Linked DNA regions of Homo sapiens: region 2 is linked to region 1. A link is a loop called in an ENCODE intact Hi-C map of the cell type or tissue named here. Cell type or tissue: ascending aorta. All regions are shown on one strand. Links, peaks and the distances in the headings refer to the core of each region. The heading gives the core; the rest is flanking DNA. Region 1 overlaps CTNNA1 (catenin alpha 1). Region 2 overlaps SIL1 (SIL1 nucleotide exchange factor).

Region 1 (2,918 bases), core at 306-2,805:
AGAATAATTCAGTACTTCATTGGGAAAAACAACAGAAGGCCAAGATTTCCCAAAAAAGCCATTGCTGCATTTCTGGCACCTGCAAAGATGTGCTTGCAAATGAGATTTTTGTTTTAAAGTACCAACACCTGCAATTTGGCAGTCCTGCAGCAACATGGTTTACCCCCTACTTTTTGCAGTTTACAGATGGCTTGCTCCCCAGTTTCTCAAGTTAAGCCAAGGCTACCCATCCTAAGGAGAGAGTGTGAAGACAGGGAGGCATTGGTATGCAGAACACACAGTCACCCTTATATAGGTCACTGCTGGAGGACTGTGCTGTGCATGTACTTAAGCCCCGCTTCTGTTTCAAGCCCTACTGCCACGTTCTAGCCCGTGGTTCCCTGGGGTGACAGGTAGTTTCAGCCCTACAAAAACTTAGCCACTGATTCTGCCCACAGCCACTGGCCTCAGGAAGTCTGGCACTTTCAGAGAGCAAGCCATGCAGCCAAGGGCAACAGAGGTCCCGTTAAATGGAGAATGCATTTATAGTTACTCAACTCTAAGAAGATGGGATTGAAATTTATCTCTGTGTGATAAACACTGAATTGCATTTGACAGATATTTTCTATATGAATGCAATTTACTAAGTCATTACCAGTTTATGTTTATATAATGAAATCAACTGTTTTTGTGAGGTGAATTACCCAGATTTATTTTTTCAAGTTCATAATTAAATGGCACTTAAATATTTCCTCTCTGTTTTCTATCTGTGCATCATGCAGACAGAAAGTCTTTGGAAAAGTAGGCAGATAAACTATGACTATGATCATTTCTGAGAGACAGAAGAGAGGCTTTCCAAGAAGGGAAGAAATTATTTTAAAAAAGAAACTAAAGGTGATGGTGTTGAGAATCCCTTCTTCTCCTAAGTTTCATAGGCTGATAACAAATAACCACAGTCTCCACCAAGACACAGATCAATGTTTTTTCTAAACACAATGGCAGCAAGAGGGATGGATGGTCCTGGTGTTCTACCGGTCCCAGTTGAAAGACCTCACTCTATACAAGCAGGGATAAGCCTTTGCCAGCCAGGTTTCTAATTCATGCTCCTAGGATTCAGACCAGCCCTATCAAGGGAAACATCTCCAACCCCAGCTACTTCCTAGTAGCTGAGAAGCTGTCACTTGAAAACCCTGTAGCTGATAGCTTTTTTAACATTAAAATGAAAACCAGCACAATATTATTGTTAGAATAATTTACCTGCCAAGACATAGCAGTGTTTGCCCATTAATACAACTTAGACAAAAGTAATTATGAACATCTTCACATACTTCTCTGGGGAACCAGCTCATTACCTGAGACAGCCAAGAAGTCATCAATGGAAGTAATGTCATCGACAGCATCTGTGAGAACACGGACTTGTTTTTCCCATTGTTCTTTAAAAAGATCCATGTTCTCTTGGGCCAGTTTACTCTGTGGTTTTGCTGCTAAAGCCAGTGCAGCATTAATAACCTGCAAAAGATATTAAACTTCACTGTTTACTCTTTTTCAGAGTCATGGCTTTGTCTTACATGCATTTCACTAGGAGACATCACACCACATGCTCTATCCTAACTATCACAAAGATGAAGGGGAAGAGTGTAAAACAGTAAGTTTTATATGGTGAAGTTGAATTAATACATATTTTATTTGCAAACTATAGACAATGATAAAACAAATAAAAACTGTACTAGCTTCATTCATGGTGGCAAGCCTACCATTTTCAGTGACACTAAATTCTAGACTTTTTTCTCCTCATATAGACACATATATAGCCACATCAAAAAATACACAATTAGAATTATATGCCACTTAAAATGGACTATACTGATTCTTACTTTAAATGCTTCTCCATATCATTAAATATATGTTTAAAACACTAAGTATATATTCTATGTTATGGACACACTGTTATTCTCCTATTGTAGGATGTCTGGGTTGTTCTGGTTATCCATCACTACAAATATCTTGTGATAAAAATGTGGCATTTCAGGTTCTCGATACATTATCAAAATGTATTCATGAAAAATACATTGCATCTAAGCATAAGTATTTTTCATTTTCTTTTTAATGGAGTCATATTTGACAAACAAAAAACTGCTCAAAAAATGTATAATCTATTAAGGTTTAAAAATAATTTTAGGCCAGGTGTGGTGGCTCACGCCTGTAATCCCAACACTTGGGAGGCCAAGGCGGTCAAATCACCTGAGGTCTGGAGTTCGAGACCAGCCTGACCAACATGGTGAAACCCCGTCTCTACTAAAAATACAAAATTGGCCGGGTGTGGTGGCACACGCCTGTAATTCCAGCTACTCAGGAGGCTGAGGCAGGAGAATCACTTGAACCCAGGAGGTGGAGGCTGTGATGAGCTGAGATCATGCCACTGCACTCCAGCCTGGGCAACAAGAGTGAAACTTGTTGTCTCAAAAAAAAAATAAATAAAATAATAAATAAAAATAAATAAATATTAATTTTAAAGCCTGGATAACATAGTGAGACCCCATCTCTATAAACAATAAAGAAAATGAGCTGGGCATGGTGGCACACACCTGTAGTCCCAGCTACTTGAGAGGCCAAAGTGGGAACACTGCTTGAGCCCAGGAGGTCAAGGGTGCAGTGAGCTGTGATCACACCACTGCACTCCAGCTTGGGCAACACAGTGAGACTCCACCTCAAAAAGACAAACAAGCTGGGCGTGGTGGCTCGAGCTCGTAATCCCAGCACTTTGGGAGGCTGAGGCAGGAGGACTGCTTGAGCCCAGGAGTTCGAGACCAGCCTGGACAAACAGGACGACTCTTGTCTCCAAAAAAAAAAAAAAAGACAAAAAACAGCTTTATTGAGATAAAATTCACCTATCTACAATTCACCCATTTAAAGGACACAATGTCATTGGTTTTTTAAAG
Region 2 (2,918 bases), core at 264-2,763, 57 kb before region 1:
TTTACACGCCTGGCTGGTTGGTGCCAGTTGTTGGTGAGAGGCCTCGGTTTCTCTCTCTGTGAGTTTCTCCACAGGGCTGTGCAGGTCTCCCCATGGCTTCCCCCAGAGTGAACAACATAGGACAGCAAGATGGAAACTTCAGTTCTTTTTGTGGCCTAGCCTTAGAATTCGACATCATCACTTCCTCTTTATTCTTTTGGTCACATAGATCATCTATAGTTAATGTGGGAGGCACCAACACAAAGGCTGGGATCGCTGGTGGGGATCGCCGGTGACCGTGCTGGAGACTGGCACCACACCTAGTATCTGGGGACTCTGTCCTAGGCACTGTGGAAGGAGACCCCACACATGCAGGGACAGTCAGTCACCTCATGGACCCTTGTCTGAGGCAGGTGTTCCTTGCAGCTCACTGAGCCTATGCCCTTCCCCCATGCTCTGGCCTCACGGTGCTGAGCTGCCCAGCTCAGTAGCTGCCTCTTGGCTGAAGTGGTGGCGTGTCAGGGGGAGGACAGTGGTTTCATTTTTGAGTCTTTGATCATGAGAGAAGGCTGAGCTCTTCTGGAAGTCTGCCAGTGGCTTGTGCTTCCAGACACTGGATTTCTCGAAATGGATTGACCAGCTGACCAGCCCCTTCCTATAGGCTTCTTGCCAACCTTCAGAGGAGGGAGCCATTTTTCTTACCTTGAAATCCAGTAATTTCAAGATGAGAGTAGACAGTATTATACTAAAAATGGGGTGTTTTTATCCTTTACAGTTTTATGTCTTGTGTAAGGAAGACTCTTAAAAGTGGGAGAGGTAAGAGGTGTGTGGCAAAAGAACTTCTTGAGTAAGATCCTGGTCTATGGATGGACATACAGCTTGTTGCTGTATATCTCTGGGCAAGTTACTTAACCTAAGCCTCAGCTTCCTCAGCTCAGAGATGAAGAAGACAGTGGTGCTTCACAGACTCATGTGAGGATTAAATGAGATAATGTAGGATGATACACATGAAGCTCATAGCACAGAACACAGCACATTGTAAGGAAATACAGCAAGAGCTGTCACTAAAATATTGTTAATGTTAATATCATCATCATCATTGTGCTCACCGACTCTGAGTGAGACCGAGAGAGGAGCATTGACTTCCCAAGCAACATAAAGGAAACCCAGGCCCGGAAACAGGGGCTCCTTCCCTCTCCAGCTTTCATACTTTCCATACCGAATGTTCTTCCACGTGATGCCTGAACTACAAATAGAAGTTTGGGCAACTCCCAATTATCCCTAGTGTGAATAATTCACTCTGAGATAATCTGTGTGCCTGGCTGGCTTCCCAAATCAGCTGAGTGGATTATTCTCCTCTTTCAATTATTCAACAGTACAAGTAATTGGGAGCTGGCATTAGAATGTAAAGGCCGTGAGGTCATCTCCTGTTGTTCTCAGTTGCACAGTCCTGCCAGTGGTGATGTTTCAGAGCAGTGCGGAGGCTGTAGAGCAGGCCCAAAGGGGGAGGACAGAGGTGGTGACAGGCATGACAGTGAAGAATGAAGGCCCTCAGATGGCAAGTTGGGGGAGGTGAAGCTAACAGCCACAGGCAGGAGAGCCCAAGAGGAACGGTTTATAAAGGCTGCCTTCCCTCTCCCTGGCCTGTAGAGAGAGACCCCGTTGCAGCCGAGTTCACGCTTTCCTGAGGAGCTCTTTGGATTTAGCTTTTGGTTCTGGAATGTTAGTGTATCCTGGAGTCTTTTAAAATATGACCAGCCACCCCTGTTCTCTTCTGTTTGCTGCTCAATTTGATATCAAGGGGTGCACGGAGAGACCTGAGGAGCCTCTTCTTTCTGGAGAGTAGGGTCTCTACATTGAAAATAGCATGTGTAGAAGCGTGATCCATTCATATAAAAAGTAAATGGGTAAAGATTTATATATAAATTTATATTGCACATATATTTTTAAATATGTGATATAAAAATCTGGGCCGGGCGTGATGGCTCATGCCTGTAGTCCTAGAACTTTGGGAGGCTGAGGCAGGAGGATCACTTGAGCCTGGAGTTTGAGACCAGCCTGGGCAACATAGTGGGACTTAGTCTCTACAATCACAACAACAAATTAGTCAAGGCTGGACACGGTGGCTCACACTTGTAGTCCCAGCATTCTGGGAGGCGGGAAGATCACTTGAGCCCAGAAGTTTGAGGGTAACATAGTGAGACCTCAGCTCTATATTAAAAAAAAATTTAGTCAGGTGCAGTGGCATATGTCTAGTCCCAGCTACATAGGAAGCTGCAACAGGAGGATCAGTTGAGCCTGGGAGCTCAGGGATGTAGTGAGCTGTGATCACACCACTGTACTCCAGCTTGGGTGACAGGGCGAGACCCTGTCTCAAAAGAAAAAAGAAAAAACTCTGCTCTTACCTCTGATGGTCTGAGAAACAGGGACTTTTCCTTTCTATTTTGCACTCTTCTATACTGCTTGATTTTTTTTTTCTTTACCATGAACTTACATGATTTATAATTATTTAAATTACTTATTATAAAATAAGACACAGAAGTTGCTGTTGGGTTTTCTGGCATGAGCCCTTTGGATTCTGTGTTTTAGCATTCATGATCATTCTCTGGGCCACTTTATTCTTACACAACCTTTTTTTTTTTTTTTTTTTTTTAAATACTTCAAGTTCTAGGGTACCTGTGCACAACGCGCAGGTTTGTTACATATGTTACACAACCTTTAATTGTATAAGGATAACCTTTAATTGGCTTGGGCTTGGGGGTGGACTCATCAGTTTGCCCAGATCCCTTCAGCCAGGTGGCAGGCAGGTGTCGCTCCTGCTGTACTGTAGGAATACTGTGGCCAGCCTCAGCTCCATGCTGGGACTGAACAAGGGCTTCTCTACCCCCATCACTGGGGCCTCAGCCCTGGGTTGTCCTCCCTTCTGCTCTTATTGCCCC

What was found. Peaks named below come from ENCODE experiments on the same cell type or tissue, not always from the same donor. Only the 100,000 strongest peaks of a DNase experiment are listed, where the experiment ranks them.
Region 2: a loop joins it to region 1, with 2.2 times the contacts of the local background. A loop is called at or near these places in 2 of 110 quality-filtered maps.

Annotation. Positions count from the first base shown.
Region 1 is chr5:138,916,312-138,919,229 of GRCh38, reverse strand. CTNNA1 (catenin alpha 1) reads right to left here. Exons shown (of 18, transcript NM_001903.5): 11 at 1,332-1,488. Among named protein-coding and RNA genes, the nearest start is that of LRRTM2, 42 kb to the right of the region's middle. In ascending aorta, for the core only: no CTCF peak of the experiment used is centred there; no DNase peak of the experiment used is centred there.
Region 2 is chr5:138,972,916-138,975,833 of GRCh38, reverse strand. The region is part of intron 7 of SIL1 (SIL1 nucleotide exchange factor); the gene reads left to right. LOC124901079 (a long non-coding RNA gene) reads right to left here. Exons shown (of 2, transcript XR_007058954.1): 2 at 1-2,918. Among named protein-coding and RNA genes, the nearest start is that of LRRTM2, 99 kb to the right of the region's middle. In ascending aorta, for the core only: no CTCF peak of the experiment used is centred there; DNase peaks (open chromatin) are centred at 423 and 1,353; H3K27ac peaks cover 2,500 bases.